Regions from separate parts of the Homo sapiens genome. Here region 1 is linked to region 2. Evidence: read pairs that join two places in POLR2A ChIA-PET (ENCODE). Cell type or tissue: GM12878. All regions are shown on one strand. Each heading gives the region's core, and the rest is flanking DNA. Links, peaks and the distances in the headings are about the cores only.

Region 1 (8,371 bases), core at 2,221-6,220, 300 kb after region 2:
ATCAAATATTATAATACATATAAATATACATGTACACATGCATATTTGACTTGTTAAAAGTCAAAGATTAGTTTGAGTAAAACTTCTATTTCCAATATATTCTATATTATATATCAAGCCTGTCTGCATACAGCCCAAGATGGCTTTGAATGTGGCCTAACACAAATTAATAAACTTTCTTAAAACATTATGAGATTTTTTTGTTTTTTTTTCACTTTTTTTTTTTTTTTTTAGCTCATCAGCTATCATTAGTGTTACTGTATTTTATATGTAGCCCAAGACAATTCTTCTTCCAATGTGGCCCAGGGAAGCCAAAAGATTGGACACCCCTGCTATATATTATTATGTACGCAAGGTATATCTGAAACAAGATTACACAAAATGTAAAAATAAAAGAAATGGTCAAAAGAATACTGGGCAAAAATAAATGAAAGAAAGCAAAGGCCATGCAATCTAGCAATAATGTTTCTAGGTATTATTTATTCAATTATTTTGAAAACTGTGTCCACACAAAACCCTTGATACAAATGTTTATAGCAGTTTTATTCATAATTACCCCAAACTGGAAGCGGCCAAGTAACAGTAATACACTTTGCATGGAAATAAACACTGATGCATGGACATCAATACAATTGTTTGGAAATAAACATTGATGGATGGACATCAATACAATGACATGTTATTCAGCAATAAAAAGAAATGAGCTATCAAGCCTCAAAATATCATGGATGAATCCGAAATGCATATTGCTAAGTAAATGAAGCTAGTCTAAAAACCTACACAGCATCTGATTCCAATTATACAACCATTCTGGAAAAGGCAAAATGACAGAGATCATTAAAAAAATTACTAGCTGCCAAGAGTTTGTGAGGAGCGGGGCAGGGTTGAAAAGTTAATGCACAGGGACTTCTTAGGTTGGTAAACCTGTGTATAGCACTGTAATGGTGAACACATGACACTATACATTTGCCGAAACTCATAGAACTTTATATATAGCACAAAGAGTAAACTTTAATGTATGCAAATTTTGCCAATATCATTTGGTAGATCAAAGGATTCCAGGGTGGAATACAGAATATGAAAAAAACAAACTAATTATAATACAAGTGTATTAAAAAACCCGGATGAAGACAGGCAGGTGTGAGGAAGATGCTGATCTCAGTAAATTTAGAAATGAATGGAGTGCCTAAGACAAAAGGCAAAAAATAAATAAATAAAAACCACAAGCAAAGCCAAAACACCCCCAAAAATGTAGCAGTACACAAATACTGTAGTGTGGATGAATAAGTAATTTCCCGTGGGATTATAGGTGAATTATTTATTATCATTCTGTGATATGTATATACTGGAATTGAACAATTAAGTGAGTAAATGACAGCTGGTGGGAGCTGTGTTTATCCCTGTTGGGGTGGGGATTTATAAATAAGCAAGAACGCCATAATGATCCCTGGGGTAATGATTTAGAGTTGGAGATATTAGTGTAAACTTATGTTTAGCTTAATATAGATAATATTGATATGGATGGATATATATGTGTGGTGTATATGTGTGTGTGTGTGCATTTGTGTGCAGACTAATAGACATATGTAAACACATGGGTTAGTATACAAATATCTATTTTCTTATTCTGTCAGCTAAGAAAGCCTAGAATTGATGACACCCCAGTATCAACAAATACAGCTAGGGTCCAAATGTTGCTTTCTAGTACTAACTTCCAAAACAAAACAAAAATAAAAACAAACCAGAGTTCCTCAGAGAAATGCTTATTCTAGGGCTGTGGTGTAAAATGTACAAAATGAATCTGGAGCATCATATAGTGCCAGAAAATCAAGTTCCTAATAATAATAATAAAGATAATAGTAAGATATATCGAAAGGACACAGGAGCCAACTCCAAGAGCTCACAATGATCATCTTTGGAAAATACAATCTTCAATAGAAAGATAGGTTACTGGAAATAAAATGAGTTAGTTAATGCTTTAGAAGTATGTAGATATAAGCATTAAAGTTCAATTGTGGTATTTTTGTTTTTGAGAATATATCAAGGAGTCTTTGAAAGTTTCTAAAAGGGAGGTGTCATTTCAAGTGCAATTACCTTGGCCAGGTACGCTGGTTGAGAGAACCCAACCCTCTTTGTCCTAGGGATGGACTTGAAGAAAAATATATTGAGTTGCAAGAAAACCGAAATGAGACTGCGGAACTATACAAACCTTTTATTCTTTCACCTGTATAAGTAAAAGGAGATAATGCTGAATATATATTAAGCAGAGTTAAAGTTGACAAAGAATATGTTCTTTTGGTTGCCTTGTAATAGAGCTTCCACTATATTATATTAATATAATATTATAATTTTAAAGGCCACCTATAACTGAATGCCTAGAAATCAGAGGCAGAGAAAGATGTGATCTAGTTAGCTTTACCTTTGGAATATGTCCAAGAGGGTGTTCGGGAAGAATTTGACTCATGGATAAAAGATGAGAAAAATAATTTGAGTTTAATTTGGGCATATGTTCACTAGCATGTCTGAGAAATTACAGATGCACCGTTTGTCACACCGTTTATTCTTAAACATGCCAAAAGTTGAATAGTTTCACATGGATGTTATCTTCCATGCATTAACCATCTATATCCCTGCCTAGAGATGAGAAGCACTTAGAAATATTAGTGTTTCTACTTCTCAAGATAATAGTGATTGTAGCAATTTTAACATATGTAGCAAACTATTACTTATTTAACTTGTGCCTACCCTTAACATTGTCTTGAGTGAGAAGCAGAGAGAGAATTGTTAACAAGTCAGGGATGTCTTCTGTTGTAATAGGGATATAAATGAAATTAGATTTACATAATATGCAAAAATAGTATATGTTACCAACCTAAAATCCTAGAGGTCGAAAGACTTCTAGTATTAGTTGTCTTTGTGACTTATTGCTTTCATCATCCATCCAATTCTATTTACCTCTCTGTTTTGCTGAACTACTGTAGTATCAGTTTTTGCACAAGTTAGTTTTCCTTATGATTCCAAGATGGCTGCCACTGAATTAAGACAAACTACTTTTTAATTGACAAACAGCACAAGAAAGAAAGAAGCATCTCATTCAAGCATGCAATAAGATTATCCCTTCTGGTGAAACAAGCAATCCGTTTTGAATATAAGGAGACATTTTCTCCTAGGCATTGGTATAGACTGAAAATAAAAACAAGGATTTAAAAATTTTGAAGTATGAAATCAATAGGCTATATGTAATATGTAAATATAAAATTTTGTATGTTGCAGAGGATATACAGATTTTAAAATGAATGTTGATTATTTATATTCTAGGTTATTAAAACCAATATCTTAAATTTCTCAAAGTAGATACTGTACAGTTTACACTTACCATTCTGAACACCATAAAGACAAATTTTAAAATATTTAACCAGAAAACCCTTATACATTTGAAGTTTAAAGGAAATCCTAAACTCTCAAGAAAAATAGAAATCAAGAAGAAACTATATTCTCTTTGGTAGATAATGACAAAGAAACCATTGAAGATTAAAAATTTTATGCCATGCTGCAAAAGGTGTATCACATTGATTTATTGTCTTGTTGCTTTTTACTGTTAAGCAACAAAAAGAAAATAAGAATTGAATTTTAGAAATTAGCGAAAGCACTATGAAATAGAAGATATTAGTTAATGTAAAATGATAAATTCTTAAAATAGAAAACAGAAAGCAATAAAAATAATACACTAATTCCAAATAAAGGATAAAAGTAGAAACTCCACGTACATAATTCAACATTACAAATATAACTAGTGGTCCAGAAAACAACAAAAATTTATGAGGATATTATATACAAGTTATACCTAATAAGTGTTTCAAAAATTCTTGAAACTAATGATTTTCTAGAAAAATATATATTATAAAACATAATTCAAGGTGGTGCAGAAAACTAGAACAGATCCATAATTACGTACAAAATTGTGAAAAAATGTTCACAAAAATATATTCTCCACAACGTCATTAGTAACCCTTACATTGCTAAATTTGTTGGTGACAGCTTCTAGAACAGTATTGTCCAACAGAAATATAATGCAAACTATGTATATAAACAAAACTTTCATTATACCTATGTTTAAAAAGTGAAATTAATTTGAATGTTTTATTTAAATAACTGTATCCCAAATTTTATCATTTTGACGATTAATCTATACAAAATTATTACATTCTTTTTTCAATTAAATTATTGATATCACTACTTGATACAGCACATCTCAGTTTGGACTAGCCATATTTAAGTGCTAGCCTCAAGTGCTAGCGGCCAGTGGTTTAATATTTAAACGGCATTGCTTTTACTTCAAGGGAATGTGGTCAGACACTGTAGAAGTCAAGATGTTTCACTCTTCATTAAGCAGCCTTGGTAAGCATGGTTTTTACTTGGCTTTTAGTCATAAATATGTTCATAGCATGAAACACACACACACACACACACACACACACTCCTACAAATGTGGAGACCAAAGAATTTTGCTTTTTCTTTTTTGAAAATTGGATGTTTTTATATAATTTGATGATGATTTTTAAGAAAACTTGTAACAATCAAGGTGATGTATTTAAGTTTATTTTCATTACGAGAGAGAGAGAGCAGAGTCCTGTTTTCCAATGTTCATTTTGGTTCTAAGAGTGATGCAACTCTAGGGAAACGTATTTTTTAAGGTTTAGTTCAGAAATTTAAAAAAGCATGCCATGTACAATTTGGGCAAGACCAGATTTCTAAGATTCTATTGTTCTTGTGCCAGTTGGGTAACATAGAAGTTAATGGTAAAAGTAATTTTATTGAATAACAAAATAATGGTATTGAGTTCTACCTAAAGGCCAAAAGCTCTGCTCTTTCTTTGTTAAAAAAGAAAGTGAAAAAATTTTTAAAAAGTGTGAAAGACATATATTAAACTGAAAATGTATGTCTTCTTGAATAATCAGAAAAAATGAAAGCTAAAGAAAAAGGAGGTATAATGCTCATATTTATTTTTAATGTCTATCTCTTTGTACCACCTATAATTATTCATAACTCCTTAAATTTTTTTCCCTGTAAATTAATGTTCTTATAATAATAGTTGATTTGTTTGTGAACCTGTCTGCTTTTTCTTGCTTTGTATCTTTACTCTTTTTTTTAAATGTAGGTCTTTCAGCTTATATTTAAATTTAAATTTGGGTCTTTCGGCTTTGACCATCAATTTTACTTTTGATATGTTTCCCTTTCTGTAATATCGTTACTTTTGCCCTCCTCTGTCTCTTCTTTTTAACATTTCCTTTTTGTCTCTTTACCCTTCTCTCCTTCTGTGCTTCCGTCTTTTTCCCTCTCTCCCTTTTTCTTTCTCTTATTATTATTATTCTGTAATTTATTCCAAGAATTACAGATTAACAAGAACGCTAGAGCAAAATCTAACAACTGGAGTGCATACAACTTGGTATGGAACAAATAGGTAACAAACGTGCCTGTGTGATGCCAGGGGTGGTCAGTGGTCGGAGTCTGGGGTAGCTGAAATTACTCTTAGCCGTTTGCCTCAGTGTGCTGAGTAAAATTATTATTTTTAAATCATGTTATAACATGAAATGTTTCATAAACATTTCCTAAGACTATCCCAGTTAAATTAAAATTAATTGTTTCAAAAAATCAGAGTAAACCAGCTTCGCCTTGTGTGCTTTCTGAAGGTTAGACTATAATTTTTCAGTAAACAGATGTGGAAGACAAATGGTAATACTAGCTAGGGACAAATGCACACATAAGTAATTTCCCATTTTCAAAGTCTATGGACTACTCTCTACAATTTGGCAATTTAGATGATTTCCTCAATCTTTTAACATTGAAAACTCACCTTTAAGATTTGACAACCTTTTAGTTGTCAAAGTGCAACTGAAAATGTAAATGCAAGTAAAACTACCACCGATATGTTAATGATGTCACTGGGGTACTGAAGCTTACCCCGTGGGAAGCGTCATCACACAAGACTACCAAGCATTTGTATTTACACGTAGAGAATGAGGACAATTTTGGGGAAACGTTTGATTTTGCTTTTGACTTAGGCTCTTAGAAAGGCCATTTCTTCCTTCAGCTGCATTCTCACTTCGCATTTAAATTTACCCATTAGTTTACCCATTAGTGGCAGTATTGAACATTCTTGCTTTAGTGACATTTCAGATTTAGGTTATATATTTTCAGGGCTTAAAAGAACATTTATGTTTTCTCAGCAGGCATCTTCACTCCCTGGAATATTACATTTGTATGGGATAAATAGTCGTTTGAAGGGGACAGCTATTGCAGAAGAAGACACAAAAATTGAATTTACACACACACACACACACCTATATACATACATATATACACACACATATATACGTATATATACATATATACATTTATACATATATACAAATATACATATATACACATATGTGTATATATATACATATATATAAAATGCTGCTTAAGACATATGATGACTTCAAACAGCAATTCTTAAAGTTTATACAGTGGCCCTTTCAAAAGACCAATGGTTCCTATGAATCACATGCTAACTTCTTAGATTTACTGGTCAGGATAAAAACAATATCCTCCGAAATCTCAAATACTAAGAATGATGCTGGTTTTGGTGAATCATCAATGAGTGACTGACTCCTGTTTGTTAAATATTAAAGTAAATTATTCAGGTCAAAATCTAAAGTGTTGATTTCATTATCCAGAGATCCAGATTAGCCAGATAAATCTTGTGGACTGTCAGTCATATATAAAGGACAATTCATCAGTAGAATTGTTTTTGGTTTGTTTGCTCTTTCAGACTATCACTGCACTGATTTGGAACACAAAATATCGGTCTAGGTTTGAAGACTGGTGATGATATCAACTCTAACTTGGATCAAGCTGGGTTAATTTAATTTACATTCCCATCAGGCACCAAGCATGGCCACAGTTACGCAGCAGTTAAGAATATAAATATAAGTGAGCATTATAGATTCCCAACATCTCCCTCGTTTGTTGGGGAGGTGAACCTAAACTTCAGAGGCCAACGCAGTCCATGCAGAGGGAACAACTCTCTAAGTCAGAGGAGCGCTGAGCCACAGGCTCACACTGCAATGAGAGATGCCAGCACTCAAGAGTCCACTGAGGACTGTAGAAGATACAAAGCAGGGGGTCTCAAACTTTAGTGTCAGAATCAACTAGAGGGCTTGTTAAGGCACAGAGTACCATACACTCATACCTAGTTTCTGATTCAGTAGACCTCAGACAGGAACCCAGAATATCATTTTTCACAAGTTCCCAAGTAGTGTTGCTGATACTGCTGGTCCAGGGACTACCTGTTGAAAACCACAGAGGAATTTTTTTTATGTTTTGTTTTTGACTTAGATATTAAGTCTATAACCTGAATGTGGCTTACCAGAAACTGTTTGGTATTAAAGTATAACTAATATGCACATTATGAAAAATGACATTAGGTTCAAATCGCTCCCACCAGAATTAAGCACTTATGTAGATAATTCAGACACAAGCCTTCTCCTCTCTCAATTATACAAGCAGAGTCAAGTGGTTTATTAAGCAGGATTTAGAAATGCTATTGGCCATGACAGTTTTTTTGGTAATATAAATAGCAGACTCTTACAGTTTTTATTTATGAATATTGATTTGCATCAGAAACTTGAGAAGGTCAACCAACTTGTCATTGAATCCATTATTACAGTGAATATAGACGAATGTACTTAAAGAGGCAGCAGTAATTTCAACATTGAAAAGTTTGCAGTTTTATGTTTTTTTGTTAACCAAAACAGGGCCAGGTCTCATAGTCTGCATTTATTATGGTGGTGATGAAGCCCTAATCCAATAAGGGAAGTGAGATAATTTTTTAGCCCTAATGTTAAAAATAATTAGTAAAGATTTTCTTGTGAAAGCAATTGGTCTAAATGATAGTTCTGTGTAAGGAAATTTGGCTGTGAGAAAACCATAATTAAGGTTGAGCTTTTTCTGAAGAGGATTAAAACCTAATTTAAAATATAAATTTAATTTAAAACTATTTTTGAAAATTTTAAAAGATGTCTTGAAAGTATATTTCAGTGAGCAAGAATTTAAAAGGCCCCAACACGTTTCTACAAGTTCTACATTATGCAGATTCAGATAGCATTTAAGAGTTCTCAGAAGTGTTTCTTAAATTCATTTATAATTAAAATGTTAAATAATTGTGCATAATATGCCCTTCTTTGAGTTATTCTTCGTATAAATGAGGAACTCAGCAATTCCTTGAGACTTCCAATTAAAATATCAACAATAGTCGAGATTATAGAGCTATTCCAAAGAATTTGCTAAGAAACAGCCAAACCCTTAGTTATCAAAATTAATTATTTCA
Region 2 (8,371 bases), core at 2,617-6,616:
CGCGATACCATGTTGCCTCCAAACAATAAATTACTGTTGTTGAAAAAATGAATAAATTAAGACTGAAAAGCCTTGTAAATATGGACGTATAAAACACCTTTATACTATAGTGGATTTAGTCTTTTATCAGAAATATCTTTGGGTATTTTAAGTTATCTAATTTTTGTAACTAAATTGTTCTAACTTGATTTTGCAATACTCTGCTCATTTCTGTGACAACCATTTATAGTGAACCAATGCTTACCATGCCTAGGGTTGTCAGAAGCTCAGGTTTTCAACCTGGATGTTTATGTCTTAAAAGCAGGAGAGTAAACATCAACCTGTGGACAACCATTAAGCAGCAGATTTTATGCCCTAACCCAATCTAGAAATGTATCACTTTCAGATGAACAAAACAAAATGCATTTTAATTTAGAAAATGTTTGGTGGCATTTTATCCTCAACAGGTTCTAAAATGTAAGACCCTTTTCACCTGTAGCCTCTGCAACTGATAGCCTTCTGTTCACCAGCATGGAAAAATAGGTCTCATATTAAGTGATGGCAGCAGATAGCATCTGTTTCTGTCATTTTGACTGTACATCAGCTTCTCACATACGCAAATGTTGTAAGCTCTTACAAAAAGAGACTCTTGGTATAACTGACTTTGTATTAAGGGGTGTGAAATGTTTTGTTTTTTGTTTTTGAGACACAGTCTTGCTCTGTTCCCTAGGCTGCAGCGCAGCGGCGCCATCTCCGCTCACTGCAACCTCTGCTTCCCGGGTTCAAGTGATCCTCCTACCTCAGTCTCCCAAGTGGCTGGGACTACAGGCGTGCACCACCAGGGGTGCGAAATGTTATTCCAGACCTTGCTTTAACCCGTAGGTAAACTTTGAGTGCAATTCATGACCAAAGACTTGGGAAATCTGATTGCTTCAGGGAATGCCAAAGCTAGGTTAAAAATATGGAAAAATATAGTGGCATTTTTTTTTTATGTAAAATGGGGAAAATGGTTAACTTAGTATATAGAACCCTGGGCTAGGGTCAGAAAATCAGTTTCCAAGCTTTAGTTCATTCTGGCCAGTTATGGCAACTTGAGGAGGCTGTTTTTTTGTTCCTTATACAGTCCTAAAATCTGAGACACAAGGGCTTCGCCGTCTAGGGCAGGGCATTCCAAAGTTAGGAAAGTCTGCTGCTGATGATTTGTACGATGATTTTAAGCAGTAATATGGCACGGCATTCAATACCTTTGAATCTTACAAGTTGAAACATTTCCCTCTTGTTTACTCAGATTTTCTTAGGAGGAGGAAGCCTGAGTTTGGGCTAGTGTGTCCTTGGGACTTCTCAATACCTTGTAATCTTCTTTTTAATAGAGTGAGGCTTAAGCTCAGAGTCTTTGACCAAAAAATAGCTAACTAGGCAGCAATAATACTATTTTGTTTTCAATATACCAATTTTTAGATTACCTTCTAATTGTGGCTAATGCTACTGTCAATTAGTTACTTTCAAATTTTTTTCATTTTAAATGTAACCATTTAAGTAACAAAAGCATTCAATTTAAATAAAATAATGTTAGTAAGCAATAGTAAAGATGATACATAAATATAACAACTATTCATTCAATCAGCAAGTATTAACTATCTACTAATGCCAGTCTCTGTTCTAAACATTGGGGGAATATAGCAAAAAATAAGCTAGATATGATTCTTTTTCAGAAGCTTATTTTTTTTTTTTTTTGAGACGGAGTCTTGCTCTGTTGCCCAGGCTGGAGTGCAGTGGTATGATCTTGGCTCACTGCAACCTGCATCTCCTGGGTTCAAGTGATCTTCCTATCTCAACCTCCTGAGTAGCTGGGATTACAGGCACGTGCCACCACACCCAGCTAATTTTTGTATTTTTAGTAAAGACAGGGTTTCGCCATGTTGGCCAGGCTGATCTCGAACTCCTGGCTTCAGGTGATCCACCTGCCTTGGCATCCCAAAGTGCTTGGATTACAGGAATGAGCCACCATACCTGGCCAGGAAGCTTAAAATTTTGAGGGAAAAGAAAATAACAAAACAAATTGAGTAAATATAAAATGTTTTATGTTGTGATAAATTATATGAAAATAAGGCAGAGTAAGGGATACAGAAGGCGTGTCTGTGTGTGTGTATGTGTGTACAGTTTTAGTTAGGATAGTTGGGAAATAGTTTTCTTAAGAGGAATGGAATAAATAGAAGGAATAACCTATGCACAGATCTTGGGGAATGTGATTATAGCCAAAAGGAGTAGCAATTCTCAATGCCAGAAGCAGGATAAACTTGGTATGCCAGAGAAACAGCAAGAAAGCCACGTGGCTAGACTTGAGTGAGTAAGGCAGATAATGTAGAAAGATGAAGTCAAGGAAGATGAAAGGTGAGAGCCTACAGGGCCTCACTGGCCATGGTAGGGAGTTTGTATGGTATTCTGAGTGTAATGGAAAGTCTCTGGAGGTGTTTTAGTTGGGGTAGCCACAACCTGCTTTATTAAAGAAAACATTTTCATGGCACTGTTAAAGAAGACTTCTGTAATGGGGGTTTTGCACTAAATGAGATAAAGTGAGTTCAACTCCAAATACAATGACAAGTGATGATTATAGCCAAGGAGCAGGGTGGGGGTCAATAGATGGCAAATTACTAAGAAGAAGCATTAGGAGTAAGGAGGACTCTGGCTAAATGGACTTGACAGGATTCTTGCTGATCTCAGACCAGAGTGATAAGAAGTCAAGAGAGATCAGATACCAAAAGTGGGGGATGAAGAATTTGATCAGATATCAATGGTGGGGGATTCCTGATAAACTCACCCAGCAGGATTCTTGGCTAAAATTGGACTAAATGGGCCAAGGATAGAGCCCAGAGTTGAGGCCTAGGTGAAAAGAGGGCTCAGAGGATCTTGACTTACATTTGGCCAAGGAGAGGGTGTTTGTTTGCTTTATAATTTAGAAATACTACTTTGGAAGTTTTATGGGGAACTTAATGCAGGGAGACACCGGTTGAAATGACGAGATGAACAGGAAGTGACTGTAGTGTTCTAGGCGAGTGATGATGGAGGCTCTGACTCATGGTCTAAGTAGAGTTACGTAGGTTGAGAATCAAGTAAGGGCTGACGTATATCTAGAGCTCTGTCCTTCAAGTGCCCTGACACAGGTTATATTCCACTGAAGGAAGGAGAGTCTTTTTTATTTTATTTTATTCTGGGATACACGTGCAGGATGTGCAGGTTTGTTACATAGGTAAACGTGTGCCATAGTAGTTTGCTGCGCAGATCAACCCATCACCTACGTATTAAGCCCAGCATGCATTAGCTATTTTTCGTGATGCTCTCTCTCCCCTTGCCCCACCCGACAGGCCCCAGTGTGTGTTGTTCCTCTTCCTGTGTCCATGTGTTCTCATTGTTCAGCTTCTACTTTTAAGAAAGAACATGCAGTGTTTGGTTTTCTGTTCCTCCATTAGTTTGCTGAGGATAATGGCTTCCAGCTCCATCCATGTCCCTGTGAAGGAAATGATCTCATTCCTTTTTATGTCTGCATAGCATTCCATGGTGTATATGTACCACATTTTCTTTATCTAGTCTATCATTGATGGACATTTTAAAAAAAATCTTTGCAAAGTCATCTGCTGCTAAGCCATGTGCCCACAGGAGGACAACATTTTTCTAAATCTCTTAGGTGTCCCACTTTCTCATTCAACTATATGCCTACCCCAAATGGGCACCTTTAAACTCTTTGCACGATGACAATTTTAAACTAGTAGCATCCTTGCTTCTACTAGGGCTGTGTGATGGAATTGGTGAGGAAAAAAATGGATTCAGGATACATTTCAAAAGTTTAACCAATAAGATTTGCTAATGGATTGGATGTGTGGGTTGAAGAAAAGAGAAACATCAAGAATTTTTCCAATACTTTTGGCTTGAACTACTGAGTGATGGGTAGTGCCATTTACAGATTTGAGGAAGCCCACGGAAAGAATACATTTGGGCACTTTAAAGGGGGCAGGGTTTTGTTAAAGAGTTTCATTTTGGACATATTAAATATGAGATGCCTATTAGATATCTCAGTGGTGATGTTTAATAAAAAGTAGTATATATGAATTTGGAGCTCAAATAAAATGTTACAAATGGATATATGTTTAAGAGTTAATGTATAGATGATATTTAAAGTCAAATGGATGACTAGTGAACAAGTGTAGATTGAAGAGAGAAATAGACTGAAATTGAGTCCTGGAACATTTCAGCTTTTAGAGATCGAGAAGAGAAGAAACTGGCAAAGAAGACTGAAAAGAAGTGGCCTGTGAGGCAGGAGAAAATCTCAGGATAGTGTGGTATCCTAGAAGCCTAGTTAATAATGCACCTTGAGATGGATATAGTGATCAACTGTAGTAAATACTGCTATCAGGTTCAGGAAAATAAGAACTAAGAATTGATCATCAGATTTGGCAAGATGGGGATAATTTATTACCTTGACAGATATAGCTTACTGGTGTATAAGAAACAGAAAGCCTAATTAGAAAGGATTGAAGAGAAACATAGAAGGGAAGAAATGGGATCCAGAAAAAATGGAAAAAATTTTTTGAGCAGTCCTGCCATAAAGGGGACTAAAAAAGAAGAGTGGCAGGTAAAAGGTGATGTCGGATTGAGGAGATTCAGTAGTCAATCATACCCATCATCATATACATAAGTAGCAACACTGTTCCCATCAGTGAATCACAAAGATGGGATATGAATGAATGAGTTTTGAGAAACTTTTTCCTATTCGAATATTCCTCTGTTTGTAGATAGAGATCTTAAAATCCAGGAGATTAATTGGGTGGTCCACATTCTGCAGCTTGCTAGTGGGCTAAACTTTCTGATTCCTACTCCAGAATTACCCTCGCCACCTATGTTGTTTGCGTGTGTCTAATCTCTGGGCTAGGGTACTTGGGAAAGGACAGAAAATTTATTATTATCTATGTTCATCTTATCTTTAAGAGCTCAAAGATGAGAAAATTTTCAGAGAACAGTGGATATACATTATCAAAGTGTTGAATAGCTGAATTTGTGAAATAGACACTCAGTTTTGTGGGCATGTAGGGAGAGAATAGTGATGACTGAATCATTGGTGGAAAGAATTTTGGGTAAAAAGAAAAACGTAAATGGCAGACATTCAAGAATGATGCTGATGTCTTTATAAGACAATAAAGTGGGTAAATTGATTAGCGTCAAGGGCAAGAAATGGGTAGCATTTGAACGAGATTGGTAGATAGGGTGATTCTAGGTTGTTATTAAAGGACTCTGGGTTCTTGGCAGAAGTTTCAGCCTATTGATTAAGAAATGGAGAGCTACTGAAGAGCTCTGGGGTGGGGAGTTGGAAGACAAACTTATTTTATTTGTGGAAAGAGGTGGAAGAATTCCAAAAATCTGAAGGTGAAGTCACAGTTGGCTACTAAGGTGACAGCAACAGGAATTTGTGAAGGAAGGGAAGCTCATAGGAGATGTTCTATTTAATTTGACTTATGGGCCAAATTTTCAAGAGACATTAGAAATCAAGTGTGGAGCTTGAATAAATGGGAGGAATTAAAGATAGAATTTTATGAGGTCATTGCATGAAGTTGAGTATTGAGTCTACAATGCTGTAGTACAAGATTTCTCTTGGAGTATGAAAGAAGATACAGGAACTCAAGACAGTTATTGAAAATATTCATACTCTAATTCTTTGAGTTTCCATTTCTGCTACTCTGAACTGTGGTTAGTATTACCCACCCCACCTACCATACTCACAGTGGTTGAGAGGGTCTCATGGAGTGAGGGATGTGAGCAGTCTTTGGAAAAATGTGTTATTTCAGACACAGTGTGAAATTGCAATGACAAATGATAGAAATGTGATCAAACAGGATGACATTACAAATTCTTTTTTTAAAATAATGAGATTGAGAAAAGGTAAAATTATGTATCAGTAAGAGTGGCTTTCATATGTTTCAATGAGACTGGCTCTTGGATACTCCTGCACATAGGAGTTCCAACATGTAGTTCCAAACTTTAGTTGGAAAATGTAAAAACAACTGTTAAAGAACATTTTTTTTTTTTCTGATTCAAATGGAGAGAAAGCAAGTTGTGTAACTGTTGCTTAAAAGAAGCAGCTGGTAGCATATGTCAAGACAATTTGCAGCTATTATCACCTCTTAAAGATACTGAGAAAATTGAATTGCTGACTAATGTGGTTGGGGGTGAAGGTCACCTTTCAGCAACCCAGTGACTGCAGTATCATCTTACTTTAAGATTCGTTCTTACAAAGTTGCATTTGAAAAAAAGCTTTCCTCTTACAACTTACATCTTATTTTAAGATACATCAAATTTGACTGTGTAAATATATATGTATATGCATATATTTACATAGTATGTATTTATAAAATAGAAGAAAAATACATCCTCCTCACCCCATACTGTTTCCCTTTTGGCTATAGAAACCAGTTGTGGGGAAGTGGGGGGATCAGGAGGAATTTGGATGAAGATAAAAGGAAAAATAAACTAACAGAAAGATCATTTCAAAGCTTTTTTAAAGTCATTTTTTGTACCTTAGAGTGGTGATACGAGGCAGATACCTTTGTTGCTTGTACAGGTACCATTATCTGCTGGTGTCTTATTGAAAGAAAGCCTGACTTGATGTGAATAAGTGTGTATGGGGAACTGAAACTGCTCTGCATTAAAATGTAAAATGCTCCCTGCCCTGTGGGCAGGGGACATTTTTGCAGATTACTTTACATTTGGGAAAATATTGTCTTTCTTTGAAAGTGTGTTTTCCTGTATGTATGTGTATGCATTAGTTGAAAGTGTGATGCGGCATATCTTCACCTTATGCTGGTGGTGACCGTTCAAAATACATTGTGCTTGGCATGTCCTAGTGACACAGTAAACACTGTATATTTGGAGAACTGAGTAATGAAGGGATCAAATATATTTAAATCCATTAAGATCTACTAGATTTGGAGTGTCAAAAGTTTCTCCCACTGTGCAGTGTTTTGCTGAAGCCTTCTGTGGCCTTTTTCCAGATTGAATAATCAAATCAGAGAATGTACTCGAATGCTTAATTGTGTATCACCATGATACACACTAACCCAAAGTGACCATTGATGACATTCTACTTCTGTGCTTTGCCCTTCACCTTGAAGTTCCTTCTCCTTTCTCTTTATCCTTATTGCAAACTCATCACCTTCTTTTCTGTTCCTCGATCAGAATAAACGTTTATTCATTACTCTCCAGACAGGTGTTAGGTTATCTGACTTTAGTCAGCCTCTCTCCACTCTGTAATTTAGCACCCATCTTCAATGTTTCTTGAATTTTATCTAGGCCAGGTAAGCCCCTGAGGCACCTTCAGAAGCAAGTGGGAGGTGCTCTAAGCTCCTTGTTCAGATTCAGTTTAGTTTGCTGAGTATTGGTCCTGGGGTTGAGTCAGGATTCCAGAGAAGAAAAATGCTAACTTTTTTAGGACTCACAAGTCTACTGCAACCTATGAAATATCCATGAACATAATTTTAAAAGTAGTTCAGTGCATTCTCCCACACTGGAAAAGTACATTTTCAAAGGGAAATAAAAGTTAAGTCTGTTTCCTACTACAATCAGAGCCCTATTATCAAGGTGAAGCCAATTTTAAAATATAAGGATTTTTAGATATAGTAAACCCTAGAAAATTTTTATTTTAAACCTTTCTGTTCCTCAGCTTTCTGGCTTTAAAGATAACCTTCAGAATATAAATTGATGCAACAAGGGCTGAAGCCCAGAACCAAGAGTTCTGATGCAATATCTCAAAGAATGTTGCAGCCTCTCTCTGCTATACAGATTGCTAAGAACACTGTCAGAACTTAAAATGGAATAGCAGTCAGGTTTTGTTAGACATTAACTCAGTACTTGCCTTGAGAGTTTAAACTCGGCTACCATTTAAGAGCACCGCATAGCCTGTTTTACCATGAACACCTGCCTCTTTCATTCTTGATTTTGATGGAAGGTTTCAGAGAGTGTATGTCTTACACACTTCAAATGTATAAAGCAGAATAAAGAGCTGCATAATTCTGCCTCCTGGAAGAAATAATTGGCTTGTAGCTATTTTTAGCTTCAATTCCATTTACAGGAATTGTTTAGCAAATAATATTTACCAAGATTATATATGAAAATATAAAACAAAATCATCATCTTCAAGAAGCTCACTGTCTGATGAGGATGAGTAGGACAGTTATATAAAAATCATTACCATATGTATTATAAAAGCAATATATATCAGTTCAGAAGTACAAAAGGCCCTGTCATTATTACTATTATTATTTATTTTAAATAATGATTATTTCTCTTGTTTTTTTTGAGACAGAGCTTCACTCTGTTGGCTAGGCTGGAGTGCAGTGGCACAATCTTG

Evidence for each region. Peaks named below come from ENCODE experiments on the same cell type or tissue, not always from the same donor. Only the 100,000 strongest peaks of a DNase experiment are listed, where the experiment ranks them.
Region 1: POLR2A ChIA-PET joins it to region 2 with 5 read pairs; 1 of 35 experiments calls an interaction of 5 or more read pairs at or near these places.

What each region holds. Positions count from the first base shown.
Region 1 is chr5:162,884,499-162,892,869 of GRCh38, reverse strand. No RefSeq gene overlaps it. Among named protein-coding and RNA genes, the nearest start is that of CCNG1, 550 kb to the left of the region's middle. In GM12878, for the core only: no CTCF peak of the experiment used is centred there; a DNase peak (open chromatin) is centred at 4,359.
Region 2 is chr5:163,188,760-163,197,130 of GRCh38, reverse strand. All of the region lies in intron 3 of LOC105377700 (a long non-coding RNA gene), which reads left to right. Among named protein-coding and RNA genes, the nearest start is that of CCNG1, 240 kb to the left of the region's middle. In GM12878, for the core only: no CTCF peak of the experiment used is centred there; a DNase peak (open chromatin) is centred at 6,162.